2 separate regions of the Homo sapiens genome follow, and region 1 is linked to region 2. Evidence: chromatin loops called from intact Hi-C (ENCODE). Cell type or tissue: heart left ventricle. All regions are shown on one strand.

Region 1 (8,000 bases), 430 kb after region 2:
TATTTTTAGTAGAGATGGGATTTCACCATGTTGGCCAGGCTGGTCTCGAACTCCTGACCTCAGGTGATCCAACCGCCTTGGCCTCCCAAAGTACTGGGATTACAGGCGTGAGCCACTGTGCCCGGCCCTCCATTTCATTATTGAAGAGTCAGTATGGTATATTGGAAAGGGCCACCAGGTATGGAATCAGGAAACTTGATTCTGAGTTTTCCTTGCCACTCACTACCCATGGGACCTTAAGTGAGTTATTCTCTTAAACATCAATTTCTCACAAGTAAAATGGAGTTCATAGTACTATATCTGCCTTCCTGATAGGGTGGTTCAGAGAACAAAAGTTGTTCATAAACAGGTTTTTTTTTTTTTTTTTTTTTTTTTTTTTTAATAGACGGAGTCTCATTCTGTCGCCCAGGCTGGAGTGCAGTGGCATGATCTTGGCTCACTGCAACCTTGCCTCCCGGGTTAAGTGATTCTCCTGCCTCAGCCTCCTGAGTAGCTGGGATTACAGGCGTGTGCCACCATGCCTGGCTAATTTTTGTATTTTTGGTAGAGACGGGGTTTCACCATGCTGGCCAGGCTGGTCTCAAACTCCTGACCTTGTGATCCGCCCACTTCCCAAAGTGCTGGGGTTACAGGTGTGAGCCACTGCGCCCAGCCAGAGTTCGTAATACTATATCTGCCTTCCTGATAGGGTGGTTCAGAGAACCGTAAGTTATTCATGAACAGATTTTTAAAAGATGGAATTTTTTTCAGCATGTGACTGGATAAGATAGGGAATAGATTTGCGGTAACAAGTTCAACAAAAGCTGAGTTTGGTGAAAGAGAATTCTTTATTGAGTTGTTTTCATCAAAGAGATGGTAATTCTGTCATAGGGTAGCAGCAAGAAAGAAGAAAAATGGGGCAAAGTTAAGTCAACCTTTCCAATAAGCTTGTGTTGACAATATTCTAATATGGGATAAAAGAATCTATTTATGAATAATCAGTACTAAAGTAAAATCTTGAATTTTAACTATTACTTGACATCATTGATTTTTTTTTCGTAACTTATTTAATTCTTTGGATTAATTTCCATCAGTAGGTAACTCTTGGTACCCACCCATGTGCGTAGCTTTGTTTTTGGTACTGTGGAGCACAAAAGGAGTATGAATCATGGTGGTTTGGAGATAAACTTGAGTTATTTCAAAGAAAGCGAATCTTATCAATCTGAAGAATAAACTTTCATTTATTTAAAATGAAACTTATCTAAGTGGTATATATTCTATAGAGAACTTGAAAACTGATTTCTAGGCCGGACGTGGTGGCTCACACCTGTAATCCCAACACTTTGGGAGGCCGAGGCGGGCGGATCACCTGAGGTCAGGAGTTTGAGACCACCCTGGCCAACATGGTGAAACCCTGTCTCTACTAAAAATACAAAAAAAAATTAGTTGGATGTGGTGGCGCATGCCTGTAATCCCAGCTGCTCGGGAGGGTGAGGTAGGAGAATCGCTTGAACCAGGGAGTCGGAGGTTGCAGTGAGCCAAGATCGTGCCACTGCACTCCAGCCTGGCAACAGCAAGACTCCGTCTACAAAAAAAAAAGGAAAAAAAAAACTGATTTCTATTTTGTGATACCTGGGAATTATATTTAGCCACCAGCTACTTAATATGTATCATTTCATGTCCTTTAGATTTACCTGCTAGGATATGAGCAATATTTTATTAGGGATGTGCTTTCTTGGCCATTCTTTGTTTTGTATGTTGATATTCCTTCCAATCAGTTTACAGTATTTTGAGTTGGATTAAGATGCGTGAGGGACAAGTTATAAACTAATCATTAAGGATCTTCTAATACCGTATGCATGTCTTTCTGTCTGTAAAATGTGCTCATTATAAAAGTTCATACAGTATAGGGGCAAATTGAAGTAAAACGTGAAAAGTTCCTCTCTCCCAGCAAGCGCACTTCAAATGGTATCTAGTGGTATCCATGGGTATCACTGTGAATACTGCAAAGATACCAGTGCTCAATGGTATAATGTTTAATATAAGAGTTTAATGTAAGGTTTGGTGAGTAAACCAGGACTATAGCAGGGAAAGGAGTTAAAAAGCCTTATCTAGCTAGCCTGTTCTTTTGCCTCACCTAGGAGTATAGAAAGGTGGTTTAACAAACCCGGAACTTGCTTCCATTTGCTTTTTTCCTAGGTCTAGTCTGTTCTGATTCAAATAAAGTAAACTGAGGCAAGCTTAATATATCCTGAACTCATGTATCAAATTGTCTTTAAGTGCAAATACAGTTTTAAAAATATTTTAGTTTTTCATGCATGGCGTTAAATAGTTCTATGAGATATGTTACGGAAAACTATCCTCTACTCACATACACATCATATTCTGCTTCCAGAGGTAAGCAATTTTTGCTCATTTAGCTGATTCTTAGGGACTTTACCTCTTTATCATTAAGTCTACATACACATTGCCATTTCTTGATTTTCTTTTTAGTGGTATGTATTACCTATTGACTTCTCACTCTACTCCAGAAGATGGAGGGTATAGCTGTCTATATACAGCTTCTTCTCACTTCTCCCTTCCTGTTTTTCCATTCTCCAAATATATTTTGATTGAGCTCATATTCAGTGTTTATATTAAAATGACTATATACTTGAAATTTACTGCTAACCTCCATATACTCTTGTGACTACATCCCCTTTCTGGAATATCATTTTACTTTTACTGGAATGAATATATGTTTAAAAATATTTAATTTTCTATATGGTGATCACTGTTTCAACTTCAGACTTTCTCCCAGTTGATTAAATCTCTCTGGTTCAAGCCAAATTAGCGTTCCATTAATTGCATCTTCTTAAAATTCTATTTATTTCTTTTCTTTCTTTTTTTTTTTTTTGTAGTCTTCAGGATTATCCTTAGGTTTTTTTTCCTAGGCTGGTGAGCTTCTCTGGAGAAGATTCTTCCAGTCTTCTATGCTGGCTGCCAGTGTTTTAGTAGCCCATTTGGGAAAGAAGGGTTGGAACATGAGGATGGTCCCCATTGTTCCAGTCTATGAACTTTCATCAAATCCTTCTAGGTCAGGGTTTCTCAGCTATCAGCACTATTGACATTTGGGCTAGATAGTTTTGTGAGTGGCTGTCCCATGCACTGTAGGATGTTTAGCAGCATCCCTGGCCTGTACACACTAGATGTCAGTAGTACACATTTACCTTCTTCAGTTGTGACAACTAAAAACGTCCGTAGACATTGTTACATGTTGCTTGTAGGACAAAATCCACCCCCAATTGAGAATCACCACTGCTCTAGGTAGAGAGGGTTAACAGTAGGCCTGAGTCCTTTTCTTCGTGGAAAATGACCTTGGGTTTTCCTTCTCCTGGCATTCTTTTCCTGGACACATACTGGATTAAGAATTAAATATAGAATATCTCCAGGTAATATTGTTTATTGTGAAACTGACCCCTGTTGGTGAGTGTATATGGACCAGGAAGACTGTCCATGAATGAATAAATTAGCCTATGAAAAGACATAGACCTTGACTTCGTGGTGTGCAGTGTAACTCTTTTTTTTTTTTTTTTTTTTGAGACAGAGTCTCACTCTGTTGTCCAGGCTGTAATGCAGTGGCGCAATCTCAGCTCACTGCAACCTCCGCCTCCCAGGTTCACATGGTTCTCATGCCTCAGCCTCCCGAGTAGCAGGGATTACAAGCACATGCCACCACGCCTGGCTAATTTTTGTATTTCTTTTTTTTAGTGGAGACAGGGTTTCGCCATGTTGGCCAGGCTGGTCTCGAACTCCTGACCTCAAGTGATCCACCTGCCTCGGCCTCCCAAAGTGCTGGGATTACACTGTGGGAGCCACTGCACCTGGCCAGCAGTGTAACTCTTATAAATGAGCATGAACGTGTTCTTTAAGGGGCCCTGGAACTTAACCTCATTGGCTGTTAAAAGGTACTGCTGGTTCCCATGGAGCATGAAGTTTCCCTAAGCCAGGGTGTTTTCTGCACTTACCATGTGGTCTCTTTCCCTTACAATGAGCTATTTATGGGCCCAAAAAGGGCCTGTGGTGAGCTGTATGGACTCCCTCAGAAGATGGCATGTCTCTTTTTATTTATTCAGAACTGAGTGAATCTGGCTTCAAGCTATGGTCTGTTGGGTCTTGTCAGCGAATGTTAATCTGTACCTGAGACCACTGCTGGTGGGTGAGTGAGTAAAAGAGGGAATCTGAGAATTAGCTGCTTTCTTAAATGTGTTTTCAACCATTCTTCCTGCTTTTAGTCGCACCATCACCTGTCTACTCTTGCTTCTGAGGACTTCTGAGGTTACACGATATAAATTGAGTGCTCCTCTGCTTTTCTCCAGTGCTGGCCCAGCATTCAGCTTCTCTTGGATTTGCTAAATTGGTTACCACTCAGCCATATGCTTTTTTTCCACATCTTCCCACCCCCATTTTAATCCCTGTAAAACAATGCTTCACAACTTGGGCTACTTTGTCCTGCTGGGTATATGCAACATTTTTGGTTGTCCATCAAGGGCGTGTGCTACTACTGGCATCTAGTGGGTAGAGGCCAGAGGTGCTGCTAAACATCCTACAGTGCACAGGACAGCCCACATGAAGGATAATTATCTGGCCCAAAATAGAGCCAAGGTTGAGAAACCACATTTTAAATCGTGTGGCACCTGTTAGTCACGATCAGCAAGGTGGCAGTTATAGTACGTTGTATGAAGTCCTTCTGTTGAAAGTTTCTAATAAAGATCAAGAAAGTACCAGCATCAAATCTTCTTAGATTTAAGGAAATATAGGTATCTTTGGCCAGTCCCTCTCTCCTGAACTCCAGGTGCATATATTCCATCTCTAATCAATATCTCTATTTGGATGTCTAATTGTGTATTATATTTCTCCAGAGAGATAGAACCAATAGGATATGAGTGGGGATTTATTATGGAAATTAGCCCACACCATTATGAAGGCTGAGAAGTCATGTGACAGGCTGTCTGCAAGCTGGAGACCCTAGGATGGTGGTAGTGTGACTTAGTCCAAGTCAAAAAGCCTCGGAACCAGGAAAGCCCATGGTATAATTATCAGTCCTAGGCTGAAGGCCTGGGTACCCAAGGGAGGCTGCTGGTATAAGGCCTGCAGTACAAAGACTGGAGAGCCTGGAGTTCTGATATCCAAGAGTAGGAGCAGAGTGTCCCACCTCTAGGAAGGATAGGGAGGAAATCACCTTTTCTCTGCCTTTTTTGTTCTATCTGGGGCCCTCAGTCAATTGGATAGTGCCTACCCACAATGAGGATGGATCTTCCCCACTCAGTCCTGGTTCACACACCATCTCCTCTGGAAACACTCTCACAGACATACCCAGATGCTTTACCAGTTCTCTAGGTATTCCTTAATCCAATGAAGTTGATACCTAAAATTAACCATCATAAATAGATTGCTCAAATTTAACTGGTCTAAACCTAAAGTCCTGCTCTTTCTCTTCAAACTTATTTCTCCCACTGTCTTCTCTATCTCAAATAATGGATATTCCATCCGTCTAGTTCATCAAGCAAACTCCTTGGAGTCTTTATCTACTTATTTTCTTTCTACCTCCCTTTCAATCCAGCAGCAAATTCTGTTGGCCTTATCTTCAGAATATGTCTAGAATGTGATCACTTCTCACCGCCTTCACTGCCACCAAGCCAATATCATCTTGATTTAGATTTTTGAATAGGCTTCCTTCTGGTCTTTCTGCATTCACCTTTCTCCCTTAACAGTCTATCATCCACACTGCAGCCAGAGTGATCCTTTTGAAAGATAAGTCAGATCATCTCTTTTCAAACCTAAAGGCTTTGCATCTCATGGTATAGCCCAAACCCCTATAATGCCTATAAAGCCTTGCCTGATCTGCTTTCCCATTACCACCTATTTTTCTTCCTTCTGTCCCTTACCCCACTAGCCATACTGTCCCATACTTGTTCTCAGCCAGTAGCCAGAGCCTGCCTCTTAGCCTTTGCACTTATTCAACCCTGCCCAGACGCCTTTCCCCAGTCTTCTGTGTAACATTCTCCTAGCTACCTTCTGGAATTTGCTCAAATGTCACTTTCTTATTGAGGCGTTCTTTGATTATGCTATTTAAAAATGGAGCTCCCCTTACTCTGCCATATTATTACCTTTTTTTTGTTTTGTTTTGTTTTGTTTTGTTTTTTTTGAGACAGATTCTCGTTCTGTCACCCAGGCTGGAGTGCAGTGGTGCCATCTTGGCTCACTGTAACCTCTGCTCCCTGGGTTCAGTGGATCCTCCTGCCTCAGTTTCCTGAGTAGCTGGGTCCTCAGGCATACAATATCATGCCCATTTAATTTGGAATTTGGAATTTTATACATGACAGTGTATTTTTAAAATGAAAATACTTTGTAAAGCTATTAGTTTATAGCAAATTCAAAGGATTTTTTTCATCATAATATACACAATCATCAAGTTTTCTTAAGATTCAGCAAAACCTTTTGCTAAATTTAAAGGAATAGGTAAGGTTGGCACAGTGACTCACGCCTGTAATCCCGGCACTTTGGGAGGCCAAGGCAGGCGGATCACCTGAGGTCATGAGTATCAGACCATCCTGGCTAACATGGTGAAACCCCATCTCTACTAAAAATACATAAATTAGCCAGGCATGGTGGCGGGCACCTGTAATCCCAGCTACTTGGGAGGCTGAGGCAGGAGAATCACTTGAACCTGGGCGGCAGAGGTTGCAGTGAGCTGAGATGATGCCACTGTACTCCAGCCTGGGCGACAGCAAGACTCCGTTTCAAAAAGTAAAATAAAATAAAATAAAGGAATAGGTATCAGATGAAAAAAGAGGCTGAAGATTTAGTGAAATCCAGGGGAAAAGCCTAATTCACACAAACATATTTCAAATAAACCCCCCCAATAATCACTGGCACATATGCCTTGACTCTTATTGTTGGTGTTTCTTGGAAATCTGTGTGTGTGTGTGTTTTTTTTTTCTGCAGAAGTAAAAAGCATCTTTAGGTTTAGGTCTGTTTTTGTTTTGGGTTTGTGGAGGGCTGGTGAAGGACCTTTTTTTTAGACAATAATAGAAATATATTCATGTGGCCTGGTGCAGTGGCTCACGCCCGTAATCCTAATACTTTGGGAGGCCGAGGTGGGCGGATCGTTTGAAGTCAGAAGTTCGAGACCAGCCTGGCCAACATGGTGAAACCCCGTCTCTACTAAAAATACAAAAAAAAAAAAAAATTATCCTGGCGTGGTGGCAGACACCTGCAATTCCAGCTACTCGGGAGGCTGAGGCAGGAGAATCACTTGAATCTAGGAGGTGGAGGTTGCAGTGAGCCAAGATCATGCCACTGTACTCCATCCTGGGTGACAGAGCGAGCCTCCATCTCAAAAAAAAAATGTGTATATATATATATATATATATATATATTCATCTATTTAAAATGAATAGGGGCTATAAAACAAAAAGAAATAGTTTTAAAAACATTTACAGATTTACCGGCTATATAATATCCAGTAGAAGGAGAGTAGAATAAAGAGAAAAGGGGGCAAAATAGAAAAATTGAGTGCTTGTTCTGTTAGCCATTGTGCTTTATGTCTTAACACACATTGTGCAGAGCCCAACACCTTGTGGAGGGCATGGTTATCCCTCTTTTACAATGGAAGGAACGGAGGTAGAGAGTGACTAAATAACTTGCCCAAGGGTTTGAACCCAAACATACTGGTTGTAGAGCTCATACCACCATATCATGCTACTTCATCACAGAACTGAAGGAAAATCAAGACAAGTAGACTGGCCAGTGCTCTCAGAGCCGGACCTAGATACAGAACTAACTACATGGGCAGGAGAGAAAAAGGCAAAGAGATGTATGTAATAGCATCCCCATCTTGTGGTGTTTTTGTATTTTTTAAAAATATTTTAAGGAAAATTAAGGTAAACTCTAGCTCTAAACTAAATAAAGCTTAAATAAAATTAAGATGAGGGCTGGCAGGTTCCCACTCTTCGTAGTAATATTAATCGTTCATAATT
Region 2 (8,000 bases):
CCGTGAAGGGATTCCAAAATATCCAGGGAAATGTCCTGTGTGTACACAGGTCCTGTGAAAACGTCAGTCGCAAGCACAAGGTGGCAGATGCTGCACTCTGATTGGTCAGACGTACTACGCCCAAAGTTAGAGGCCGGCAGTGTGATTGGTGGGTGAGGAGAGCCGAACTTTGGCCAGAGGGAGGGAGGTTAAAACGGAAATAGTGAAAGGGAGCAGAGAAAGGACAAGAGGGACAAAAATAAAGTAAAAGGAGAAGAGAGAGAAAGCAGCAGCAGAAGAAGAGGACTGTGAGAAGAAATGCAATCTTACTAGGGAAAGATTTAATGAGGGGGAATTGGTTTATTGAAAACACCCAGGCTTGTTTTCCTAGGGGCTTCTATGAGAGGACATTTCTGAAACTGAGAATTGATCTCCCCAAGTTGTAAACACTGTCATAGTCCCTGAATGATTTTTGTTTCTTTGTTTTTGGTGTTAATTATTTGTTTTTGCTATTTTCCAGTGCCGCTTGGACTATGATTATCTTAATAATTGTATTTTTAATAAATGTGCCCTTATGTTTTATTTTAAATAAATTGTAAAACTTTCATATCAGTAATTGAATGGAAAGCCAATATTATTTGCCATGAATAAAAGGTAATGACAAAAATAAATAAAACAGAAACAATACCTTAAATTCTATCCAGATCCTAATAACAGAGAAGAGACAGATATAGATCTACATATAGATATATATCCTAGTGTGTTAGGGAGACATTAAATGAGTCTAGGTCTTTAATATAATCTAAAGGAAAAAAAGAGAATCGAAATGAGAAAAAATATTTTCACTTGGTAAGTGAATGTTATTTAATGCCATATCCAAGTAACACCTGAAGTCATTTTTCCTTAGACCTCCAAAAACAGGTGTTACCCATCTCACATTTTAGAAACTGCTGGGTCTATGAGCATTTTATTTCATAGAAAACACCATGCTCTTAATAAATTAAGACATTATTTTCTTAGACCAGCCACCAGTGTTACCAGAATTTAATCTGAGCACCCCTCCAAGAGGCTAATCTCCTCTGGGAGTACTAAGGCTTTATGGGGGCAGGACGAGAACCAGAGTCAGGAAAGGAGCCAACCCGGAAAAATGCTGTCAAGGAGTCACTGGGTCCCTGGATGAGGTCCTCACCACTGCATCTGCCCCTGGCACACACATGGCTTCTGAGCACTTGGAAGTGGCTAGTTTAAACTGAGATGCACAATGTAAAATATGCACCAGATTTTTGAAGACAGTACAAAATTTTTAAATCTCTTATTAATAACTTTATGCTGATTACATATTAAAGCAATTTTTAGATATATTGCATTAAATAAAATATTTAAATTCACTTATTTCTTTTTAACTTTTCAATTATTTTATTTTGAACTAATTTTCAACTTAAAGGAAAAATTGTGTAAGTTCCCACAGTCTTCACCTAGCTTTCCCTTAAGTTAATATCTTACATAACCATAGTACAATGATCAAAACCAATAAATTAACATTGATACATTAGTATAAACTACAAAGTGTACTCAAATTTCACCAATTTTTCCACTGGTGTCCTTTTTTCCCCAGGATCCAACCCAAGATACCACGTTGTATGTAGTTGTCATGTCCCCTTAGTTTCTTCCAATCTATGATGGTTCCTCGGTCTTTGCTTGCATTCATGACCTTGACACTTTTGAAGAGCACTGATCTGTTATCTTGTACCATGTCCCTCAATTTAGGTTTGTGTAGTGTTTTCTCATGATTGGAATGAGTGTGTGCATTTTTGGCAAGAGAAATCACAGACGGAAGTGTCCTTCTCAGATCATTCTATCAAAGGGCTCATGATGTCAATATGTCTTGTTACTAGTGATTTTTACTTTTATTTAATGTGGCTACTACAAAAATTTTAATTACATGTGTGCCTCACATTATAATTCAGTTGGACAGCGCTGGCTGACACCATACTACAGGTAAAATAATAAGCATGTGACTTAAAAGAACATGTTCATAACAAAATATATGGATTTAATCATCGATATTTTCCAGACCCTTTTTATTTCAAAACCTTTTAATACTAATGAACCAAATGTTTATCGAGAGCTTACTCTATGTCAGACTCTTTTCTAAACACTTTGCATGTGCTGAATCATTTAATCCTCACACAACCCGATAAAGTAGATGTTCCTATCATCCCTGCTTTGCAACTGGGGAACCTGAGATGGTAAAGAGGGTTTAAGTGGCGTAAGGCCCTCACACAGCTTGCTAAATGGAAGATCTAGAATTTAAACACAGGAGAATTCCAGAGCCCATGCTTATAACCACTACACTTTTTTTTTTTGAGACGGAGTCTCGCTCTGTCGCCCAGGCTGGAGTGCAGTGGCGCAATCTCGGCTCACTGCAAGCTCCGTCTCCCGGGTTCAAGCCATTCTCCTGCCTCAGCCTCCCTAGTAGCTGGGACTACGGGCGCCCGCCAACACGCCCGACTAATTTTTTGTATTTTTAGTAGAGACGGAGTTTCACCGTAGACAGGATGGTCTCGATTTCCTGACCTCGTGATCCGCCCGCCTCGGCCTCCCAAAGTGCTGGGATTACAGGCGTGAGCCACCGCGCCCGGCACCACTACACTTTTAAAAGTTACATTATCAGTTAATTCAGGGGACCCCAACCCCAGGTACCAGTCTGAGGCCTATTAGGAACCGGGCACACACCAGGAGGTGAGCTGCCTTGAGCTCCGCCTCCTGTCAGATCAGCAGCGGCATTAGATCCCATAGGAGCAGGAACCCTATTGTGAACTGCACGTGCGAGGAATCTAGGTTGTGCGCTCCTTATGAGAATCCAGTGCTTGATGATCTGAGGCAGAACAGTTTCTTCCTAAAACTATCCCTCCTCCAACCCCTTACATTCGTGGAAAATTTGTCTTCCATGAAACCGGTCCCTGGTGCCAAAAAGGTTGGGGACTGCTGAGTTAATTCAAATTCCACAACTCAAGCTTTATCAACTGTAAACTGTTTCAACTTTTCTCTCTTTTCCTGCATGACACAGAGTGGGAGAACTGATGTTTATTAAGTAAGCTTCTATACACTGTGCTAAGAATTTAACACACATTGTCTCATTTAATCCTCATAGCGGTTCCATTTTACAGATAAGAAATCTAAGGCTTGGCCGGGCACGGTGGCTCACGCCTGTAATCCCAGCACTTTGGGAGGCCAAGGCGGATGGATCACCTGAGGTCAAGAGTTCGAGACCAGCCTGGCCAACATGGTGGAACCCCCGTCTCTACTAAAAATACAAAAATTAGCCGGGTGTGGTGGTGAGTGCCTGTAATCCCAGCTACTCAGGAGGCTGAGGCAGGAGAATCGCTTGAATCCGGGAGGTGGAGGTTACAGTGAGCCAAGATCGGGCCACTGCATTCCAGCATGGGCGACAGAGTGAGACTCAGTCTCAAAAAAAAAAAAAAAAAGAAAAAGAAAAAAGAAATCTAAGGCTTAAAAAGTAGCACGTGGCAGAGGCTGGAATCCATTTATTTGACTCCCTATTTTTCCATCATATGCACGTGCTCTCCAATTGGCCCAACTGCTTAAGTGTTTTTATTTACTAATTTTGAAAAATCAGTGCTCTGCTCTGGGGATTCCATCAATCAGCAGCACTTCGGCCTATTTTAGCAAAACATTATCAGTTTTCCTTAAAAAACTGATAATGACCCTGATGTGCCTTTTCAGACACCAAAGGAAGAAAACAGTATCACCTTAGTGCAAATTACAAAATTGGTTAGGTTCCAGGTATGGGAAGCTCGGTCATTTATGTAAGGGATATAAGATAACACTTAATTATTCAGAATGTCTGATAGAGAAAACAGAGCATTTGATCTCCTTGAAGTTAGCCAGCTTAATTCCTTTTACACATAGTACAAATACTTGGTATCCACAGCATGGAAAAATGATTCAAAATGGAACTGCCTGTGGTTGAACACAGAACTTGTTCTGTTCATCGATACTCACTCCAGTCAATGAATGACAGAATCTTCTTCAATAAAAGAGCAGAACTGGGCACCACTTCTTGGAATTGTGCCACCTAAATGGATACAGGCAGAAGTGTGGCCCGGATGGAATATTCCAATGACTCCGGAGACCATGCACAGAAATGCGGTTATTTGTTCACTTGGGTTGCCAAAAAATTTTATAAAAAGTAACAGGATTATTACAATTTACTGAAATATGGAGAAATGTTTCATGAAACTAAACATCCTTGAATAAGGTGGGAGTGCGATATCTCATATTATTATGGATTACAAAGAAAAGAAACCAATTATTTCTACGGGTTTCCTCCTCTGAAATCCCAAGATTCCTTCACCTCAGAGCTTTCTACAGTTCCCAAAGAGGCCAGGAGAGGGTACTGCTGAATCATACTTAATTCCCCAAACCCACAGCTGTGCAAATGCTTTTGTTTCTTTTCTGAAAAAAAATAAAAATAAATCATGAACTGGCCCCATAGGCATGCGTGCAATGCAGTGTAAGGGACAAGGTTTTTTTTTAAATTTTTTAAACAGTTTTATGCACAGGCTTAGAGCAAACGTACTGAATTACCGTACTGCCAACAGTAGCAAGTAAGTCTCAGCAAGAAGAGATGGACAAATTGTCTGATGTGATGATGTCTGCCCCATGAATTGTTCTCTTGAGAGGATTTTGTGTTTGCATTGAAGGAGATGCCTGCCTGGAAAGCTGCATTTTTATTTTTATCGTGTGTGTGTGTGCGTGTGTGTGTGCGTGTGTGTGTGTGTGTGTGTGTATAGCTTTGCTTTAGAAGGAAGGAAGTGAGAGAGTTTCCATGCAGAGATTTGAAAAGGAAACTGATGTCCTTGGAGGATTGCAATAGCCTGCAGAGGGCAAGAAAGTCAGCTGAAATTCATATACATCGTCCTCATCTTGGTCCCATTCCCACTTCCTCTAACTGTAAACACACATCACAGTCATCCTACAAAGCCTACTGAACTAGCAATAGGTCCATGCCCCAGAGAGCAAGATGAGTAACTTTTAAATAAAATATGTATTCCCCTTTACAGGAAAGAAACAAAATGAAGTGGTAATGCCTGCTGAGAGCAAAGCATGACCCCAGCACCTGAAGAGAATGGACAGATGAGATGCAGGCATGTCCCAATTCACAGTGAACTTGGGTTCTAAACGTTCGTTGGCAGGCCTGTGTTTGGAATTGAGAGAATTATGAAGGCTGGGTACAGTCCTAGGACAGCCAAGCACATTCAGTCCATTGGCTGGACTATAACCCTGGCAGGGAAGCAGCCTGCTCTGAGCACCACCTTCATTCATAACCTTCATTTGCTCTCAAAGGAGTGCTTGAAAGTGGGGATTAGCCCCATTTCACAGATGAAGACTGGGATCTAGTCAGCTTGTGTGATGTCGGTGCAAAAGTAATTGTGGTTTTTGCAATTACTTTTGATGGCAATAATAACTTGCTCAAAGTCCAACAGCCAGAAAATGGTGGCGCTCGGCCAATTGATTTCAAATCTTGTGCCCTGTCACTTCACTCACTTATACTCATTGAGGGCTTTCAATGTATCAGGCACTGCTCCAAGTGTGTCACATGGATGATTTCATTACACCCACAATAGGAGTAACAGACAGGTACTCTTATTCCCATTTTACAAATGAGGAAGCGGAAGCACAGAGAGGTTTAGAAAGTTGTCCGTGCTAGGAAGTGATGATGCATGGTTTCAAAACCAGGTCATGGGGCTCCACCACTGTTGCTCTGAACCAAACCAACACCCAGGGATCCTTCCAGACCCTCCACAGGTGCTCAGGCATTGGCAGAGTTACAAATCTTCAGCCCAGAGGCCATAACTGCCAAATGGGAAAGGACAAAGGTTTGCCCTCCCTGTACTGGATATGAGATTGGGTAACACTTGCTTAGAGCCTACGATTTGCCAGGTTCCATGTTTAGTGCTTTATATATATGATATCATTTGGTTCTCACAGTAGTCCTGGGAGAAAGGAATAGTTGTCCTCTTAAGTAGAAAAACTTGTGCCAGAAAACTTACTTACCCTACTCAAGGACATACAGTTAATAAATAGCAGGGCAGGACCAAAATGTAACATCTGTTTAACTTGGAGATATTTCCACGAAATATTGTTAAAGGAGAAAAGCAAAATGCAAAAGTGTGCATACAATATACATATATAAAGAAATACGTTATTATCAGAAAAGTACAGAAGGATACATTTAAGGTTGTTAATCTGGGATATGGGAGAAGGTGGGATAAGGATGTAAAAAGTACATACATCACACATTTATGCATCTGCAAAAACTATGCACGTGTGTAAGTATATGTACATATAAAAAGTTATGAAATTTATGCAAAAGTTATAATAAATAGAAATGAATTAATTTTGACTAATTAATAGACATTTTATGAAATTCAATAGCCATTTCTAATAAAAGTTCTTAGTATACTTTATTGTTATGGGTGTGTCATTTAAATCCTGGATTATTAACAGAAATCAAAAGTAAGCATTACATTGAACATTAAAACTCTGGGCATGTTCACCTTAAAATCAGGAACAAGGCTAGGAATCCAACTATCATTCTCTGTTATTCAACATTACTCTAGAAGTTCTGGTTCATACAACACAAGAAAAGGAAGTATAAGGTGAAAACTTTAGAAAGGAAGACACAAAATTACGCATGCAGATAATAATGTTATTAAAAACATATCTATACACACACTTACATATATCAACACAGCACTGCCTTCATACCACATAGGACCAACCCTGGGTGTGTTAGTTAGGGATCCCTGGAGAAAAAAAACCAATAGGATATATGTAGATATACAAAAGGAGATTTATAATAGGAATTGGCTCACACAGTTATGAAGTCTGCAAAATCTCAGTATGCCATCTGTAAGCTGGACAACCAGGAGAGCTGATGGTATAGTACCAGTTCAAATCTGGAGGCCTGAGGACCAGGGGAACCAATGATATAAGTCCCAGTCTAAGTACAAAGGCCCAAGAACCAGGAGCACTGATGTCTAAGGGCAGAAGAACATAGATGCCCCAGCTCAGAGAGAGCAAATTTGCCTTTCCTTGTTCTCCTCAGGCCCTCAATGGATTGAATGACACCCATCTGCACTGGTGAGGGTGACCTTTCCTATTCAGTCTACCAACCCAAATGCTAATCTCTTCTAGAAACAACCTACAGAGACACCTAGAAATAATGTTTTACCAGCTATCTGGCCATCCCTTAACCCAGTCAAGTTGACACATAAAATTAACCAGTACACTTGGTTATCATTTTTAAATTGGCAAAAATTATTGGTACCGTTTTACCTTCCTTACAACCTACAACCTACTAGTTTCTACCTCCCCAAGTTTAGTGCTATTACATTCCTCCAAACACTAAAATTACCATATTCCTCTTTTTTCTACCCACAATCAAAGCTATTTTCCCCGTAGGTAGAGAAAAAATGACCCTCCCAAACTTTTGCACAAGAAAGTGTGAATAGCCGTTAAGATCCTCTTACTTTCCCAAATGTTTCTGTATATTTGTTTTTTTATTAATAAATTTTATTTTTAGAGCAGTTTTAGGTTCACAGTAAAATTGAGTGAAAAGTACAGACAGTTGCCAAATACCCCTGTCCCCACACATATACAACCTACCCTACTATCAAGATTCCCCACCAAAGTGGTACATTTGTTGCAATCAATGCACCTTTATTTGACACATCATTATCACTCAGAGTTCATGGTTTACATTAGGGTTCACTTGGTGTACATTCTATGGGTTGGGACAAATGTATAATGACATATCTCTACCACTGTAGTTTTATGCAGAATATTTTAACTGCCCTAAAAATTATCTGTGCTCTCCCTATTTATCTCTCCCTCGTCCAGCCCCTGGTGACTACTCATTTTTTTATTGTCTCTGCAGTTTCGCCTTTTCCAGAATGTCGTATCTTTGGAAGCACACAGTAGGTAGGCTTTTC

Evidence for each region. Hi-C counts contacts between places; a loop is a spot of excess contacts. Peaks named below come from ENCODE experiments on the same cell type or tissue, not always from the same donor. Only the 100,000 strongest peaks of a DNase experiment are listed, where the experiment ranks them.
Region 1: a loop joins it to region 2, with 9 times the contacts of the local background. A loop is called at or near these places in 63 of 110 quality-filtered maps.

Annotation. Positions count from the first base shown.
Region 1 is chr2:203,480,969-203,488,968 of GRCh38, reverse strand. All of the region lies in intron 4 of RAPH1 (Ras association (RalGDS/AF-6) and pleckstrin homology domains 1), which reads left to right. Among named protein-coding and RNA genes, the nearest start is that of RAPH1, 50 kb to the left of the region's middle. In heart left ventricle, a CTCF peak has its summit at 4,524 (motif pointing left); no DNase peak of the experiment used is centred here.
Region 2 is chr2:203,906,258-203,914,257 of GRCh38, reverse strand. No RefSeq gene overlaps it. Among named protein-coding and RNA genes, the nearest start is that of ICOS, 27 kb to the left of the region's middle. In heart left ventricle, a CTCF peak has its summit at 4,387 (motif pointing right); no DNase peak of the experiment used is centred here; H3K4me3 peaks cover 705 bases; H3K27ac peaks cover 753 bases.